Regions from separate parts of the Homo sapiens genome. Here regions 1, 2, 3, 4 and 5 are each linked to region 6. Evidence: chromatin contacts called from ENCODE Hi-C or POLR2A ChIA-PET data. All regions are on one chromosome and are shown on one strand. Each heading gives the region's core, a stretch centred on a gene start or an enhancer-like site at or near the end of the contact. The rest is flanking DNA. Distances are from core to core; before and after follow the strand shown. Region 1 holds the start of FAM193B (family with sequence similarity 193 member B). Region 2 holds the start of GRK6 (G protein-coupled receptor kinase 6). Region 3 holds the start of DBN1 (drebrin 1). Region 4 overlaps PRR7 (proline rich 7, synaptic). Region 5 holds the start of TMED9 (transmembrane p24 trafficking protein 9). Region 6 holds the start of HIGD2A (HIG1 hypoxia inducible domain family member 2A).

Region 1 (2,749 bases), core at 250-2,749, 1.2 Mb before region 6:
ATCTGGAGGCTGAGGCACGAGAATCCCTTGAACCCAGGAGGCGGAGGTTGCAGTGAGCTGAAATTGCGCCACTGCACTCCAGCCTGGGAGATAGAGTGAGACTCTGTCATTAAAAAAAAAAAAAAAAAAAATCCCTGTAAACTAAGTGGCTGGGTCCAGAGTGTGACATACCCTGAAGCAAGACAGTGAGGGTTTACCGCTGCCCCTGCCAGATCAATGCAAGGGATTCCTGGTGTTTGGTACAGAAGAATAACCATTGACCAGACCTCTTGTTGCCTATTAGAGACCAACAACTGTGCTGATCTGTCCCAAGAAGGACCGCATCTGGAAGAATGCCTGCAGTTGGGGTTCTTACCAGAATAAGTAAGTTTATCATAATGCTCTGTTGTTCTTCAAGGCCGTCTCTCTTCTGTTCTGGGCAAACTGAAGAGGTAATGGTGATGTGATGGGACTCACCCTGCGTCTTTCAAATCTTTGATAGTGGCATTAATCCCTGGGTGAGATAAGGTACTATTTTTGATTTATTTTCTTGGTAGTTAAGGAGAGCTCCAGGGCCTTCCATGTAGCTCTTCCTTTCAAAATAGCCCTTGCCCCATGGGTTAGGAAGCCAGTGTCAGGATTCCGCCCCTGTTGATACCAATAGCAACTCTGCATATAACCACAATTTCAGAGTACATAGCCCAGGCATGAGACAGACTTCACTCAAAACTTTTTTTTTTTAATCTGTGCCATGTACATGTATTATACAGTATATTCACAAAAAGAGGGGGGAAATTCCATTTTTAACAATTAAATACATAATTATTAAGTTTTAAAAATTCTCCTTTGTGTACCACTCCAAAATCCTCTCCTGCACATACTATTTTTTTGGAAACACCTAGTCGTCTCATCGTTATCACACCGGTTGTAACTATGTACCTACGTGTCTACCTTCCCCATCAGACTCGGGAACAAGGAGTCGGGTTTGAGTCCCACTGTCCCAAGCACAGAACGCTGGACTCCCAGTAGACCATATGTTGCAAATAAAGACCTTCGTCCCTTTCAACTCAGGCCGTCCACGAGCCCAGGAGTTCCAACAAAATGATGTACAGCAACCTTTTCCAGGCCTTTATGTTGCCTCAATATTTCTCACCTGCAAAATGGGAATGATCCGTACCTGCCTCGCTGTGCTGTCGGAAGGAGTCAGACGATGGGTGTGAAAGTATTGTAACACTATAGAAATTAATTCACTCATCCATTTAACAGGCAATTATTAAGTGCTAGGGTGGTGCAGCGCGATTACCACCGCATTACACGCGTTCCTCCAGCAGGTTGCATCCTTCCCGTCCCGCGTAGGGGGGGAAGGGCGTCTCCCCACCAAGTTTTTCTCCCAGCGAACTCCGGGTGGTGACCTTATTCAAAATGGCGCAGGCGGCCTCGGGGGCTAGTGCGGCGGCGCGGACTCCGCGTGCCCTCTGACCTGTTGGCAGCAGGCGGAGGGGGGGAACCGGGCGCCGCCATATTGGCTGTTGTCCTGTGAGGGGAGCGGTAGCGGCGGCGGCGGCGGCGGCGGCGGCGGCGGCGGCGGCGGCGTGTGGAGCGAGGGAGCGGCGCGAGCGGCGGCATGACGCGGAGGCGGAGCAGGCCGAGCGGCGGTGCGGGCAGGCGCGAGCGGGCTCGGGCCGCGGGGCCGCAGAAGCCCCAGGCGCCCGAGCCCCCGCCGCCGCCAAGCCTGGAGGCGGGAGCGGGTGCAGGCCCTCCGGAGGCGCCGGCGGAGCCCGACCACGACGGCCCCAGGGAGGATGACGAACCCAACCTGGTGCCCGGCCCGCAGGTAGGAGCGAGCGGGGAGACTTCGGCGGCTCGGGCGCTTTCACCTTCCCCGAGCGGGAGCGGGAGTGGGGCGGGGTTGGGGATGGGCCATCCTGCCGCGGCTGGGGTAGCAGCCTTCCCCCGGGTCCGGCGCCGAAGCTTTCTCCCCCGGGGCGGGAATGGAGGCTGGACCCCTCTCCCCAAAGCCGAGGCTCGGTCCGCGCTCCTGCGACTAGGCTGAAGCTGCTCCCCTCTCCCCGCCGCCTCCGGGCGTTCCGGCCGTACACCCACACTGGGACTGGGACTGGGACTGGGCTGTGATCCCGAGGCCGCAGCTCCGCTCTCGGCCCGCCACCTCCCCCGGGCCCACCTGCTCCCTCAGCCACAGGCCATCTCGGGGCTCTGGGACTGGACGACTGCAGCCTCTTCCCTCTGCCCCCGGGAACGGCTCCACTCCGTCCCCTGCAGCGCCTGCAGCCGCGGCCCCCTCAGCAGCTGTGTCTCCTGGCGCCTCCTCGCCATACCCAGCAGAGCAGTTGGAGCAGACAGCCAGGCTGCCCGGAGGAGTTTTTGGTGGGGTTTCTGCACTGAGGTGGAAACCCAGCAGAACCTGCCCTTCTTCCCTCCCCTGCTCCGCAAGGCAGCCCACCCCGACCTTGAGATCCCAGGTTTGGAGAATCCTGCTGAGAGCGAACAGTAGGAGGATTCCCCAAAGCTTCCAGCTTGCCACCTGGAAGAAGGTCACTTTCTTTTGAGCAAAGGAGATAACGGGAGGTACCCTGCCAAAGTTCACTGAGAGGCGGGGGTGACATGGGCCACGGTTGCTCTGGGAGGGTTGTGGCACTCGGGGCTGGGTGGCTCTCCCTAAGCTTGCTCTGACAAAAGAGTTTTGAGTTGGTCTTTTGGCTGAGCCTGCCCAGGAAGGCAGGCTCCTGCAGGAGTCTTGGAGGGTCGGATG
Region 2 (2,821 bases), core at 216-2,715, 1.0 Mb before region 6:
GGGCTCGATAAGGGACAGGGGATAAGACAGGCTCCCCAGGCAATGAGGACCCAGCCTGCCATGCCATTTCTGGGCTGCACCTCGCCAGAGCACTTGGTGGGCACGGGGTGCCAGGTGTAGCACCCAGCTGAAAGTTCCTCTGGGCTTCCTATAGACTGTGCCGGTCATCCTGTGTCTTAGGCCCGAGTCAATCACAATCTTGCTGTGTGACTGATGCTAATCCCTGGTTTGAGCCTCAGCTTCCCACATGTAAAATATGGTAGAAAGGTGAAGCAGATGACTTTTTAAGCCTGGAAGCCCAGCAAAGGGTGGAAAAACTGTCACAATCTCCCTCCTTGCCCTGGAGTTCCAAAAAGATGGGTCTTGTTTACTGCTGCTTCCCCAGCACCCTGGAAAAGGTGGGGCAGAGTGGGTGGTCAGTGATCATGTTACTGAGGTGGAGTGTGGCAGGTGGGGGCAGACTGACCACAAGGCAGTGAGGACCCGATCTGGTCCTTCTGTGTCTCCCAGGACCTGCACAGAGCAAGTGCCTGATAACATCTGGGGTGGGAGCCACGAGGAGCTACACACACACTCGGTCCACCAGACTGGTTTCCCCAGCCAGACCTCTGAGCTTACAATACTGACAGAGCAGCATGCTCTGCTCCCACTTCTTTCTGTGTCCGCTAGCCCCACTAGACCATGGGCTCCCTGAGGGCAAATATCCATTCACCTCTGCCCTCAGTGTCCTGAGGCACGGAGCAAGTGGCAGTCCTATAAGTAGCATTTGTGGCCAGGAGTTTCCCCAAGTCAGGTGGGCTGTGCTACGCAGAGGGTCCGTTTATTCATTCTCCAGCTTTACCTATCGCCAACTTTGCGCGGGATTAGGCTAGGGTGCTGGGGTCTGGGCCCCTGGCACGTGGGGCATCTTTACACCTCTCCCCTGGAGGAGGCTTGCCTCTCAGACAGGCTCTCCTGGGGCTCCGGTCCCACCCTTCCCTCTTCGTCTCACCTTCTTTCACTCCTTCACCCCCACCCGCCGCGAGGGCGGCGGCCTGACCCCCGCCCCTTCCTGGGCCCCGAATCCCGGGGGCAGGTGCGGAGGAGGAAGACGACGGGCCGGAAAGGCTCGTGTCTGGGCGGGGTGTAAGGCGCAGGGCCCGCGGGCCTAGGGGATCCGACGGCTGGGTAGCCCTGCGGAGCTCAGACGCAGCGCACTCGCGCTCCACGCACCCGGGCCCGGCCGCCCACCCGGCCGCCTCACCTTCCCGGGCCTTGAGTAGCACCGTGTTCGCTACGATGTTCTCGAGCTCCATGGGCTGTGGCGCCGCCTGGCCCGCCGGGCCGCGCCGCCGGCCGGGATCGCGCGCGAGTGCCGAGGCCGGATGGCGATCGGCGCGGCTCGGCGCGGCTCGGCTCGGCTCGCAGTGACCGCGCCGCGGCCTCCCCGGCCTCCCCGGCCGCCGCAGCCAGCCGCGCACTCTCCGCCCCCTCCCGGGGGCCACCCCGGCGCTGGCCCGCCCTGCCCCGCCCTCTGTTTACCTCATTTGACCAATCACCGGGCAGAAGCTCCCCGCGCCGTCTTCCCATTAGTCTTCCTCTTCATTTTTTCCCCCGCCCCCCCAGCTGGGGACTCGCTCAAAGAAGTACGGGGGCGGGACCAATCACGTCACCTCTTCCTGGTTGGTCTGAGGGCGGGGTTCAGCCCCTAGGTTCGAATTTCTAGGCTTTCGTAGGATACCAAACTGCCAATTAGGGCCGAGCCCTCAGCCGGGACAATGGAGGTGGGTACTCTGGGGCACGCCCAGGAGGCCGAATATGTGATTGGGTGAAGAAGACGTCCGTCATCTCAAGTACTGCATTTTGATTGGGTCGTCGCCTGAAGGTGTGGCCCGGCGGCCTTTGGCTCGCAGACGGCTTTTCTAGGGTTTTGTCGGGGACGCGCTCCGTATCCTGGGCCTCCTGCGGGCTGGCAGCGAGTTTGTTTGGTCCACTTGTGTGGCCGTATTCCCTTGGGTCGGCCCCAATCAGGAGGGCGCACATCGAAAGAGGGAGAGACAGGGAGGAGGCTGCGGCCTCGCAGCCGTTCCCCGACCTCTTGCCCGGTCGCCGCAGGCGCCCCGCCCAGCCCCCGCAGCCGGATGTTGTGATTTCTCTCCACCCACTCGGCCTCGCCTTCCCTCGGCCTCTGCCGCCTTATAAGGCAGCGCTACCACCCCTAGACCTCGGGATGAGTTCACACCCATTATACAGGTGGGGAGCTGAGGCGCCGGACGTCAAGTGGCTGGCTCCAGCCCGAAGACTACGGAGAAAACAAGGCTGAAATCTTACAGCTAATCAACACCTTGTAGCTTAACACCCCGCTTCCTCCACCCCCTACTTCACGCAGCAGGAAACAGGCTTGCCCAAACTCCGCGAGTAAGGCAGAGCCGGATCCATCTAGGCTTCTCTAGTTCCTATGCATTCATTCATCCGAAAATACAGAGCAACACCTCTGTGCCAGGCACCAAGCCAGGTGCTGGAGAACACAGTGATGGCAGCAAGATAGCCAGGCTCCCTGCTTACTTGCTAGAAGTGGAGGGAGCAAGTGAGGGCAGGGTGAGATAAAGGTAATTATTCTGTAAATAAACAAATAGATGGTTTCAGAGAGTGACAACTGCTCTTCGGACGTTAAGAGAGTGTGTGACACTCTCAGGGTGTGACATTTGAGCGGATCCAGTAGAAGCAACAGCAAACGCAGAGGCTCTAAGCCAGACTAAGTGGTGTGTTCAGGGAATAGGAGAAGGCGTCCGCAGCTTCTGGGCCCAGTGGTCTGAGATGAGACAGAAGGAGCAAAGGCACT
Region 3 (2,700 bases), core at 6-2,505, 1.1 Mb before region 6:
CTGTGAGTATTTTGAGTTTTAAGAGGGTTCTCCCAACTCCAAAGCGCCAGGAACACTGCCACATAGGCAGCCCTGCTCTCCTTCTCTTGGCATAGCCAATTACCCAACGCAGAACTCGGAGGCCTGGCTAGAACCACCTCCTCCTCCGCGGTGCGGTTGGGACCAGGTGAAGTTTGCTCAGGGAGGTCGAGGTTGGAGGCTTTGTAGTGGTGGAAAAGGCTTCTAAGCGCTGTGGACGGTTTCAGGGTCCCAACCTAGCAAGGAACGGAGTTCTGGAAGGCCCTGGCATGGTGTCCACTCCCTTGCAGGGGGTACTTTTCTGAGGCCCCCTCCCGTTCTGTGCTTAGAGCTTTAGGAGATAAAGGTGCCAAGAGGCTGGCCCTGAGCGTCCTTGGAGGAGCCCTGCCGTGGGAGTCTGGGGTTAGATGCTGCTTCCGGAACTCTACTTGGGACTCCTCTGGGAGGCGTGAGGCTTGAGAGAGAATGCAAAGGATCTCCTAGCTGGCCCCATCTGAGAGGGCACAGGCGTGGAGGGGAGGAGAGGCCTGGAATGGAGGGATAATGAGCTGGGTAGGGGCTGAGAATGGCCTGGAATAAGTGGTCATGGAGCCGAGATGGGGGGCTGTGGTTGGGAATTGGGAACTGGGATCAGGATGAGACTGGGATGGGTTGGACTGAAGATGTGCCGTGACACATGTTGGGGGGGACACGTGCTAAGCATGGGGCTGAAGCTGGGATGGGAAAGCAACTGGGGTGGATTTGAGGGTGGGATGCAGATGACAGTGGATATGATGGGATAGACTAGGCAAGGACCTCTCAGGGAAAGGAGACGGGCCAGGGGTGGGGTGTTGTGTGAGCTGGGTTGGGATGAAAATGGGTTTAACATGAGGTGGGACGCACCAGGAATGGAGATCAATGAAGCAATGGGTGGGGCGGAACCGGATTGGGACGGGGGGTGGGCGGGGGGAGGTGGGGACGGGACTGGGTTCGGGGCTGGAAGGAGGGCTAGCGCCGAGGTTACGGACGGGGCAGGTGAGGGTTCGGGACGTGGGTGGGGCTGGCCCTGGAGCGGCGCGCAGGGGCGGTGGGTGAGGGGCGCCCGGGGCAGGCCGGGAAGGGGGGGCGGGCCTCCCCCTGGGCCGGGCCGGGGCGGCGCTAGGACCGAGCGAGCGGAGGGAGCGAGCCGGGCGGAGCCAGCGCCCCCCGCCCCCCGCCGGCCGGCTCCCCTCCCCCGGCCGCTGGCTCGCTCGGCTCGCGACGCTGCAGAGGCTCCGAGGCGGCGGCGGCGACTCCCTCTTTCCCTCCCTCCTCCTCCGTCCGCCCGTCCGTCCGCGCGTCTGTCCGTTCGGCCCGGTCCGGCCCGAAGCATGGCCGGCGTCAGCTTCAGCGGCCACCGCCTGGAGCTGCTGGCGGCTTACGAGGAGGTGATCCGAGAGGAGAGCGCGGCCGACTGGTGAGCCCCCCGCCCCCGCCCCCGGCCCCTTTGTCCCCGCGCCGCCGCCGCGCCTTTGTTTCTCTCCCGCCCCGCCGCCCCGCCGCCGGGAAGGGAGGGGGACCCCGAAATGGTGCAGCGGGCCGGGAGGGCCGGGAGGGGCTGCCTTTGTGCGCGCCGGGGGAGGGGCCGGCGGGCCAGGCGGGGCACTGCCGGGCCCCGAGCGCCCGGAGGCGGCCCAAGGCGCGCGGTGGGAGCGGCGGCCGGACGCGGCCCGGAGGCGCGGGGTCCCGATGTGGGGCCCGGGGCCGCGTGGCCCTGCGGGAGCCCATCCCCCACCCTACCCCCCGGGCCCGGGGGACAGGTGTGCACGGGGCGGCCAAGGGCACCTTCGCCACCTTCGAGCGGGCGAGGTCCGGGCGGGGACGGGGCGGGGACCGAGCTAGCGGAGCCAGCGCAGCCTGCCCGGCTCAGCCCGGCCCGGCCACAGCACAAAGGAAAGCGAGGGCGGGGGAGGAGCGGAGCGGGCTGGGGGCCGGGCGCCCCGCCCACCGGGGGGCCTCTCGGAGTGGGCCGCCCTCCCCCCGAAACCTGGGCTGGAGTGAGGTGGAAGGATGTTTGCTGCCACATGGCGACCGCGAAGTGACTCCCTTACCGCCGCGGGTCGCGGAGGAGGCAGGGGTGAGCTCTCCTCCCCTACCTGAAGGGGACTGCGGGGACTAGGCAGCTGGGCTGGGGGGCACCGAGCTGCCTAAGGGGCCAGCTGAGATCCCTGGGAGGAAGCCCTCTGGAGAACAAGTGTGGAGGGAGCCCCCAAAGACGGCTGAAGGGGTGAACAGATCCACCGGCCCCCAGCAAGGGGCACTCGGTCCCTGATGGGGGAGGAGCTGGGCCGCCCCTCACCCCGCCCCCCAGCTGTTGTCTCCCGCTGAGCTGGGGGAGGGGATGGACCACCTGCTCTGGGGCTGGCGGCCCAGGGTGGTGGAAAAAGGAAACCGAGGGGTTCCTCACAGCCCCATCCTGGAATCCTTTAACCCCCCCGTAATACTCTTCTTCTAGGGAAGGTGCCCATCTGGTTCCTAGGCCTCCTCTCCCTGCTGGCAGATGGGAACAGGTTCTTCTTGAGGAAACTGAGGCAAAGAGGAGGGCAGGTCTGAGGGACCCCGCTTGGGCTGGCCTCACCCGCACACTGGGAGGGCAGCCAGGTGGGGACTCTGACCTGGGGGCTTCTGGAGGAGAGGATGAGATGGCTGGGCATCCATGGCATG
Region 4 (2,700 bases), core at 86-2,585, 1.1 Mb before region 6:
ATTGTAGCTCTTAGTCCTCCCTGCTCAGCTGGCCGGGTTGGAGGCCTCACCCTGCTTGGGGCCTGGCGTGGGGGGAGCTCTGGTGGGAAAATGTCCCCCACCTCTTTTCCTAGTTTTATGTTTCTTGGGAAAATATCACTTTGTATTCTCTGTCCAGGGCTTCAGATATTTTGCACGAATTTTAAAACATGGCAATAAATGGCTCGTGGGCTCTGGCTCCCTGGGACCCCCTCCCCGCCCTTCTTTTGACCCCTTCCTGTCTGGCCCAAAGGAAGTAGCAGGCCCAGCTGGGGCCCCTCGGCTACCCCCCGTCTCCTGCCGGGCAGGTCCCAGGTTGGAGGCCCTAGGCGCGGTTCAGGTCAGGGCTATGGATGGGGCCCAGGGGCTTTGGTGGCCCCTCCCCAACTCCTTCCTCTTTGCTTGGGTTCCTTTTTCACGTTTAGTAACTGTTTTTTTTTTTTTTTTTTTTTTTTTTTTGGAAAGCACAAACTTCTGTAACGGGTCGTGCTCATGTCTGTTAATAAAGAAATCCAGATCCCTTCGGGCTGCCGCCTGCCCTGACCCAGGTTCCCAACTCCTCCCACCTCCGAGGCCGCAGCACCTCCTTGCCACCAGGGGGCGTCCTCACCCTAATTCCAAGGCCCGCCAGGCGGGGGCGGGGTGGGGGGGCGGTGCTAGGGGCTAAGGCTCCCAGGGGAAGCCGCTTGGCACCTACAACCACCGGAGAAGGGTTGGTCTTAGACTTAGTGCTGTACCCTTAGGTTCTGTTGTGGCGGAAACGCACGTTGAGGGTCCTTCCCGCCAAGGCCCCGGCTTGTCTGGTCACACAGAACCCTGGGCGAAAGCAGCCGGTGCACCCTCCGCTTGTACCAAACCAGATCACACACCTTTATTATCCTCAAAATGTAACAAACGGGATAAGAAATCCCTCCCTCCCCCCGCCCCTCCCCGCAGTCCAGGGAAGCATTTAAAAAGCCCCGCAGTCAGGCCAGGAGTCCGCCGGTGGGGCCCGGGGCGCCGGGCGCCCCTCTATACGGCTGTAGTCCTCCCGAACAAGGGGATGGAGACCGGCAGACGCCAAGCTCCGTGCTCCAGGGGCTCGCGGCTGCTGAGCTCTGAGTCGGTCCAGCTGGGGAAGACCCGGCGGCCACGGTCGGCCTGCAGGCAGAGGGCTGGGCAGGGCGGCGCGGGCCGAGGGGCGCTGGGCAGGTGCAGCGCCGAGGTGTAGCCCCGGTCCAGGAAGAGCGGCTTGTAGCTGGGAGGCGGCTGCTCCTGCTTCTCCGCGCTGTCGCGGCGACTCAGGAAGGGCGTGACGATCTTGCGGTAGAGGCCGCGCGTGTCCGTGAGCACCTCGCTATAGGGCGGCGGCGGCTCTGCCATCAGCACCGCCTCTTCGTAACACGGTGGTTTGGACATGTCCGATTCCGCTGCGGAGTGGGAGGCGGTCGGAGGAGGTGAGGCCGCCGGTTCCCAGCCTCTCGCAGAGGCCCCGGCCAGGGGCCGCCCGCGCCCCAGCCCTAGCCCGAACCCGAGCCCGCCGCCGCCCGTGTTCTCCCGGAGGCTGCGGATGGAAGCCCTGAGGGTAAGCAGCGAGCCCTCCAACGCCCGCCCACTTCCGGCGGCCCGGATCGCCCCCTGGCGGAGGTCGGTACTCACCTTGGCGCGGGTAGCTCCAGGGCCGTGGCGGCACCGACAGGTGCGTAGGCGGCGGGTGCGGGAGCGCGTGGTGGTGCGGGTGTGGGTGCGCGTGCGCGTGCGGCTGCGCGGGCCCGTGGTGCAGCAGCGGGTGCACGTGCACGTGCGGATGCGAGTGCGCGTGAGCCGGCGCCTCCAGGCGGCTACGGTGTGGTGGTGGCTGCGGCGGCGCCAGGCCCGGGGGGCTCCCGGCCAGACTGCCCTCGAGTTCGAGGGGCTCCAGCTCTAGGGCGCGCAGGTTCTGCTCGCGCAGTCGCTCCTCCTGGCGCCGTTTGAGGCGGCGGCGCAGGAAGCTGCAGAAGCAGCAGAGCAGGACGATGAGACCCCAGATGAGCCAGAAGCCGGCGAAGCACGTGAGGAACGTGTAGGTGCCCTGGGACATCACCATGGCGGCGGCACGGGCGGCGGGTCCTCAGACGCTTCACTGGACACTGGGCTCCGCTGCGTGGCCCCGGGCCCGCGCCACACTCTCAGGTGCCGCCAGCGTCACTCGGGGACCCGCGGCCGGGGGCTGCCCGTGGCAGGTCTCAAGTCGTGCGCGCGCCGGCGGGGGACAGCAGCGGCGCCCGCTCCTTCCCATGGCGCCGGCGGGCGCGCGGGCGTGCCTCACCCGGGGCCGCGCGGGACCTGTAGGGCAGACACGGGGCGCAGTGAAGGCGCGCCGCGGCCCCCAACGACTTCCCGGCCCCCGCCCGCGCCCTGCGCAGTCCGGGGAAAGCCTCCTCCGTGGGAACCTCGCGCTCCCCGGGGGCCCGGTGACGTCACCGAGGAGGGTGACGTCACGCCTCGAGGTTTCCCCGGTAGGGTTTCCCCGATCTGAGCCCCGGCCGCCGCCGCGGAGCCCGGGCGCCGAGGGGAGCCGAGGCGGGCCAGCAGGGGGCGCGCGAAGGACGGACTCCAGCTCTGAGTCCGAACGAGAGATTCGCCATCCGCAGTCCCGGGGCCAAAGGGTTTCAGGAGCCTGTGCGCACCAGGTCCCTGAAGAGGCGTCTCGGCGCCGTTGCT
Region 5 (2,736 bases), core at 1-2,500, 1.2 Mb before region 6:
GAGAGTCTGACATTAGGGTGGCAAGTGACTGACTGCTCTTGGGAAGGGCTTTCCTTTATAGCTTATGCCCTTTCAACTTTTTTGGTGTGAGTTGTTTTTTGGGGGGTTCTTTTTTGTTTTTGTTTTTGAGACAGAGTCTCACTCTGTCGTCCTGGCTGGAGTGCAGTGATGCTATCTCAGCTCACTGCAGCCTCAGCTTCCCAGGTTCAAGCAATTATCGTGCCTTAGCCTCCCAAGTATCTGGTATTAGAGGTGTGCGCCACCACACCCGGCTCATTTTTTTTTTTTTTTTTTTTTGTATTTTTACTAGAGACGGGGTTTGCCAGACGGAGGTTGCCCAGGCCGGTCCTGAACTCCCGGCCTCAAGTGATCCACCCGCCTCGGCATCCCAAAGTGCTGGGATTACAGGCAAGAGCCACCACACCCCGCCATGAGTTTTTTAACGAAAAGTGACAGAAGGTGAGAGCTGAAGGGTTTTGCCGTTCGTTTTAATATCCTTACTTGGGAAGATTAAAAGCTGCTCATTTTGTGGGGAAAGTATCATGTTCTGTGAAATCTTAAAGTCTAGATGACTTTAAGAGTTGACAAAACTCTTTGATTTTTATCACCACAATTAATCCGCCCATTTCACAGACCGGGCGGGGTCTGCAAGTCAGCAGGATATTCCCACAACATCAACTGTCTCTCCCACTTTAGCAGATGCAGGAACTAGAAGAGGAAGTACCGGAGCCCGCCTAGCTGAGAGGCTGGCGGAGAGGAGGGGGGCGGTTGGCTCACCTTGTCCTCTGGGTCCTTCACCTCCACAAACATGCCAAGCCCCGGGGTGGCCGGCTGGTACTCCTCCCGCTGCTTGTCATACAGCTGCGTCCGGTAGTTTCCTTGAGGGAAGCAGGGCGAGCCCAGGTCAGAGGAGCGCGAGGTGGCATGGGTTCCGCGACCGCCTGGGCACGGCGAGGCCGTCTCCTCCCGGCTCTAGAGAGCTGACTGTCTCGCATCCCCCGCCCCAAGACCACGGTCACGTTCCAAACTCGCCCCTTCCTCCCCGCCCCCGCACCTATGACCATGGTCTCGTCCGGGATCTCCTCAATAAAGCACTTCTTCTCCGTCTCTCCGATGTGAAAGTAGAGCGCGCTTCCGCGCGTCGCCAGCCACAGCACCAGCAGGAGGGTCCGCATCACTCTACCCAGCCCGGTTCCGGGCCGGGGCCGGACGAGCAGCACGCCCAGCTCCACAGCCATCTTGCTCCACCTGCCTGCGCAGCCGCAGCCGGCCGCGCCACGTCGCCCTGCCGCCGCCGCGGTGCCTGCCGGGACCGCGAGTTCCGCCGGGTGGACCACAAATCCCGAGATGTCCCGCGGCCCTGGCGCGGCAGTACCTGATTGGGGCGCGGCTTTTACCTGAGAGAGAGCGGGTGCCCTAGAATAAAAACTTATTTCCGTTGACTCTCTTCATGGCCTGGCAACTGACGATGGTTACCAGCTTTTCATAGATGAAACTGAGGTCGTTTGTTTGAGGTTGCGGAGCGAATTGCGAACAGAGACAGGATTCGAACCTAGGATCCCTGACTTTCCTTGGCACAGCATCTACCAGTCTTGATTTGCTTCTACCTTTAAAAATGAATTTAAAGAGAACGACCAAATAATGCACAAATGTATTATCAAAAAAGATTAAAAGAAATAAAAGGCAAGGTCTCCCATTACCACTTCTTTGTCCTCATACCCTGTCCACTCCTAAATCGGGTGTTACCCTCTCAAGCATTTCTCCGATCACACACACACACAAACACACACACAGCCTCTGCTGCCAGATCCCAACTGCAATGGCTCGTTACTAGCAATTCTACAGAAATAGAAAGGATCATAAGAGAGTACTATGAGCAAATATAAGCCAACAAATTGGATAACGTAGATGAAATGGACAAATTCATAGAAATGCAAAACTGACTCAGAATAGATAATATAATCTGAATAAACCTATAACTAGTGAGGAGATTGAATCAGTAATTTAAAAAAAATCATCCTTACTTAATATAGTTAAGATGTCAATACTATCCAAAGCAATCTACAGATTTAATGCAATTCCTGTCAAAATCCCAATGACATTTTTTGTAGAAACAGAGAAACTCATTCTACAATTCATATACTCTCAAGGGATTTCGATTAGCCAAAACAATCCTGAAAAATAAGAATAAAGCTGAAGAACTCACACTTCCTGATTTCAAAACTTACTTCCAAGCTTCAGTCATCAAGACAGTGTGGTACTGGCATATAGACAGACATATAGACCAATGGAATACAATAGAGAGCCCCAAGATATGCCCTCCCATATATGGTCAAATAATTTTTAACAAGGAGACCAAGCCCATTCAATGCGGGGAGGAGGGACAGTCTTTCTAACAAATGGTGCTGGGAAAACTGGATATCCACATGCAAAAAAGTGAAGGTGGTTCCTTCTCTAACACCATAGATAAAAATTCACCCAAAAAGACCCACAACTTTTAAAATCCCAAAGCATAAAACTCATAGAAAACATATGGCAAAGGGTTTACCACATCGGATTTGGCAACAGACTTCCTGGATATGACACTAAAGGCACAGGCAACAAAAGAAAAAATAGACAAATTGGACTTTATGAAAATTAAAACATTTTGTGCATCAAAAGACTCTGTAGCAGAGTAAAGAGGCAACCCACAGAATGGAAGAAAATATTTGCAAATCATATATCTGACAAAGGATT
Region 6 (2,700 bases), core at 6-2,505:
TCTCCATGTTGGTCAGGCTGGTCTTGAACTCTTGACCTCAGGTGATCCGCTCGCTTCGGCCTCCCAGAGTGCTGGGATTACAGGTGTGAGCCACTGCGCCTGGCCAAATCTCTGCTTTCAAAGTGCCCTGGGTGGCTGTTACTAGGAAAGTTCGGGAATCACTAGACTACACGATTTCTAAGCACCACTCCAAAGTCCGTTTCCTCCAAAATCAAAGACCAAAAACCATGGGGATGATACTGAATTAAATACAAGTGGATTTTTAGAGTTTATTAAGCAGGGGAGTGGAGGGGAGATGTGGCACAAATAGAAGTATGTAACATTCAAACAACAGCATCTAGGATTTTTGAAAAAACTTTCGGTTACAGTTACACAAAGGGTCACTTCCTCCCCAGCGACACATGGGCCTCTCAAAGGAGAGGAGGGAGTAAGTCCCACGGTAGGGCCAGTGGTTGCTCCCTGGGTTTTGGAATCATTTCTGCGGAGCTTTCAAGGCCAGACCCTGGGCTTAGGGTCGAGACTTCATAGCAGTGACAGCCAGACCCAGCAAGATGGCTGCGACCGTGAAACCCTGGGCGGCGATCCGGGTGCGCATCATGAGCTGAGAGCGCTGGCTGTTGCCCCGGTGGAAGGAGTAGAGGCCGTAGGTGAGGGCGGCCGCCGTGGCCAGGCAACCTGAGGAGGGGACAAAGCAACTGGGAAACAGCAGGTCGGGCCCCGCAGGTCATTCCCCGCTTTGGGTCTCGCTTCCCCAAAGCCAAGATCTCTGGATCACAGCGGAGGGAGGGCGGCGAGGGTAGGTCGAGTCGAGGTCTTCCTAGTTACAGAGTCCTCCCAATCTTAGGCCCCAAATCCCGCCCCCTAAACCCGCTGCTCCCGCTCCAATCAGTTTCGCCCCTCACCGCCCCGCCCCCTCGTCTCTTCTCTAGTCCGCTCTCCTTCCGCTCCCCGCTAGCGCTCTGGTCCTTCTCTACTTCCTTCCCTCCGACATCACTGTCCTCTCCTTGTGCAGTTCCTACCGCACCCACTTACCTATGGGTACCACCGGGTTCTCGCGGGTCTTGCGAACGAACTTTTCCTTGAAACTCTCTGGATTCCTGTAAACAGTGGGGCTCAGCCCCTCAATGACTGGAGGCTTCGATGGTTCAAAGGGGACCTCCGGAATCACAGGGCCGGGAGTCGCCATGTCCGGGCCACAGCAGCAGGAGAAAATCGGGACTCCGACCTCAGCCTCCCGGTGAAGGTCATGAAAGGGGCGGGGAAACGAATAAATTGAGCCTTGTACGCAGGCGCAAATGCTCGTTGCATCCTGGGAGTCGTAGTGCTCAGCACGGTAGTGCTACAAAAGGACTACATTTCCCCAAATGCCCGCAAAGCCTTGTGCACGCCTTCCGGAAGGAGTTTGTTACACGAGGTCTGAGAGACAGAGGCAGCGTGTTTGAGCTGCTGGTGCGGTGGTCAGCGCGATGCCCAAGGCCAAGGGCAAAACCCGGAGGCAGAAGTTTGGTTACAGTGTCAACCGAAAGCGTCTGAACCGGAATGCTCGACGGAAGGCAGCGCCGCGGATCGAATGGTGAGGGGGCTGGGGTTCCGGGTGGCCGTGGGCCTCGGCCGGGACGGTCCGCGAGATGACGGATCCGCGATGTCTCTCTTTGCCGGTAGCTCCCACATCCGACATGCCTGGGACCACGCTAAATCGGTACGGCAGAACCTGGCCGAGATGGGGTTGGCTGTGGACCCCAACAGGGCGGTGCCCCTCCGTAAGAGAAAGGTACTGACATGGCAGGGTCTCGGTCCTTGTCTTCTTTACTCTTCCCCCGCCATACTGACCTAGGTGTCAGAACGTGGTACTGCCCATTCCTTCCCTCAGGCCCTTCCGAGTTTTCGACCTCCCCACAGTCAGAACGCTCAACTGACGTTGAGCAAGGGTCTCTTTACGACCTTCGTCACACTCCCTCCCCAGCACACATTCCCCATACCCCCTCTACTCAGTCTTTTTTCTCTGAAATTAACCCATTAGCATCTCAACGGTATTTTCCTTAATTTATCTTTTTCTACCCTTAACTTTCCTAATTAGTACTCCCTAAGAGTTGGAGATCTTTACTTACACCTTTTCTTTGTTATTCAATCATCCTTGGTCTGAGGCTTCCCTAGGCTTCCCTGACTGCAGTCTCCTTCCCGGGTTCAAGCTATATCCCACCTCAGCGTCCCAAATAGCTGGGATTATAAGCGTGTGCCACCATACCCGGCTGATTTTTGTGGTTTTAGTAGAGGCAGGGTTTCGCTATGTTGGCCAGGCTGGGCCTCAAGTGATCCGCCTGGCCCCCTGGAGGCTTCAACAACTATTAAAAGAATCCAGGTTCCCAAAAGAAAAGCAAGCAATTCATCTTTCTCTGCCTGCCTATCTATAAAATGGGTATAACACTCCTTGCCTTAGGGACTATCTAACTGTGTGGCTGTAGCCTCACATTTATTCAAGAAATGGTAGTGCCATTTTCCTCTGGCATGAAAGAATAAAAAGAAACTTGCCTAAGGCAATGGAACAAATTCATTCGCGAAGCCCATTCATTAGGTTAACTACTTATTGAGAACATGTCACATCCTAAGCACCCTGGGGATTTAATAGAGAACAAAACACAAAGTCCTTGTCACCAAGATTGTGTTGGGGGTAAAAGGCACAGACGGATTACTTGAGGCCAG

The links. A loop is a pair of places that touch in the nucleus more often than their neighbours do. ChIA-PET counts read pairs that join two places held with the same protein, here RNA polymerase II (POLR2A). Pooled maps may share reads with other maps.
Region 1: a map of CD4-positive, alpha-beta T cell shows a loop between it and region 6 (9-fold over the local background). The contact joins the promoter of FAM193B here to the promoter of HIGD2A in region 6. A Hi-C loop is called at or near these places in 2 of 168 maps with a recorded cell type or tissue (CD4-positive, alpha-beta T cell and gastrocnemius medialis) and 7 of 50 pooled maps.
Region 2: a pooled map shows a loop between it and region 6 (10-fold over the local background). The contact joins the promoter of GRK6 here to the promoter of HIGD2A in region 6. A Hi-C loop is called at or near these places in 2 of 37 single-sample maps with no recorded cell type and 10 of 50 pooled maps.
Region 3: a pooled map shows a loop between it and region 6 (5-fold over the local background). The contact joins the promoter of DBN1 here to the promoter of HIGD2A in region 6. A Hi-C loop is called at or near these places in 1 of 50 pooled maps. POLR2A ChIA-PET finds 5 or more read pairs at or near these places in 2 of 52 experiments (CD8-positive, alpha-beta memory T cell and activated CD4-positive, alpha-beta T cell).
Region 4: a pooled map shows a loop between it and region 6 (6-fold over the local background). The contact joins the enhancer-like site here to the promoter of HIGD2A in region 6. A Hi-C loop is called at or near these places in 3 of 50 pooled maps. POLR2A ChIA-PET finds 5 or more read pairs at or near these places in 3 of 52 experiments (BJ, OCI-LY7 and activated CD4-positive, alpha-beta T cell).
Region 5: a map of endothelial cell of umbilical vein shows a loop between it and region 6 (5-fold over the local background). The contact joins the promoter of TMED9 here to the promoter of HIGD2A in region 6. A Hi-C loop is called at or near these places in 1 of 168 maps with a recorded cell type or tissue (endothelial cell of umbilical vein), 2 of 37 single-sample maps with no recorded cell type and 9 of 50 pooled maps. POLR2A ChIA-PET finds 5 or more read pairs at or near these places in 3 of 52 experiments (MCF 10A, OCI-LY7 and activated T-cell).

Annotation. Positions count from the first base shown.
Region 1 is chr5:177,553,313-177,556,061 of GRCh38, reverse strand. It overlaps FAM193B (family with sequence similarity 193 member B), which reads left to right and starts at 1,499. Exons shown (of 9, transcript NM_001190946.3): 1 at 1,499-1,813. The coding sequence starts at 1,604. FAM193B-DT (FAM193B divergent transcript) reads right to left here and starts at 1,434. Exons shown (of 3, transcript XR_941274.3): 1 at 1,133-1,434. RefSeq lists enhancers at 1,241-1,390, 1,411-1,570, 1,297-1,800 and silencers at 1,681-1,890, 2,221-2,330.
Region 2 is chr5:177,425,320-177,428,140 of GRCh38, reverse strand. It overlaps GRK6 (G protein-coupled receptor kinase 6), which reads right to left and starts at 1,465. Exons shown (of 16, transcript NM_001004106.3): 1 at 1,244-1,465. The coding sequence starts at 1,295. RefSeq lists a silencer at 892-1,541 and enhancers at 1,252-1,791, 2,212-2,381.
Region 3 is chr5:177,472,189-177,474,888 of GRCh38, reverse strand. It overlaps DBN1 (drebrin 1), which reads left to right and starts at 1,255. Exons shown (of 15, transcript NM_001363541.2): 1 at 1,255-1,453. The coding sequence starts at 1,368. RefSeq lists silencers at 1,018-1,067, 1,078-1,457, 1,538-1,737, 1,768-2,137, 2,057-2,243 and enhancers at 1,392-1,893, 1,894-2,397.
Region 4 is chr5:177,454,451-177,457,150 of GRCh38, reverse strand. It overlaps PRR7 (proline rich 7, synaptic), which reads right to left. Exons shown (of 4, transcript NM_030567.5): 3 at 1,657-2,322; 4 at 865-1,427. The coding sequence starts at 2,083. The coding sequence ends at 1,030. It overlaps DBN1 (drebrin 1), which reads left to right. Exons shown (of 15, transcript NM_001363541.2): 15 at 1-541. Among named protein-coding and RNA genes, the nearest start is that of PRR7-AS1, 7.9 kb to the right of the region's middle. RefSeq lists silencers at 537-736, 1,107-1,246, 1,337-1,886, 2,396-2,627, 2,077-2,686 and enhancers at 1,549-1,843, 2,091-2,700. Within about 2 kb of position 1,335, at least 39 of the 41 ENCODE cell types and tissues checked have a DNase peak (open chromatin) inside an H3K27ac peak, as active enhancers do; they include OCI-LY7, where a contact is called at or near this core.
Region 5 is chr5:177,590,717-177,593,452 of GRCh38, reverse strand. It overlaps TMED9 (transmembrane p24 trafficking protein 9), which reads right to left and starts at 1,250. Exons shown (of 5, transcript NM_017510.6): 1 at 1,055-1,250; 2 at 778-878. The coding sequence starts at 1,238. RefSeq lists an enhancer at 1-45.
Region 6 is chr5:176,387,306-176,390,005 of GRCh38, reverse strand. HIGD2A (HIG1 hypoxia inducible domain family member 2A) reads right to left here and starts at 1,255. Exons shown (of 2, transcript NM_138820.4): 1 at 1,033-1,255; 2 at 245-675. The coding sequence starts at 1,186. The coding sequence ends at 509. It overlaps NOP16 (NOP16 nucleolar protein), which reads left to right and starts at 1,408. Exons shown (of 5, transcript NM_016391.8): 1 at 1,408-1,573; 2 at 1,663-1,771. The coding sequence starts at 1,467. It also overlaps a transcript of ARL10 not described here. RefSeq lists enhancers at 53-736, 558-777, 978-1,297, 570-1,769, 1,421-2,104.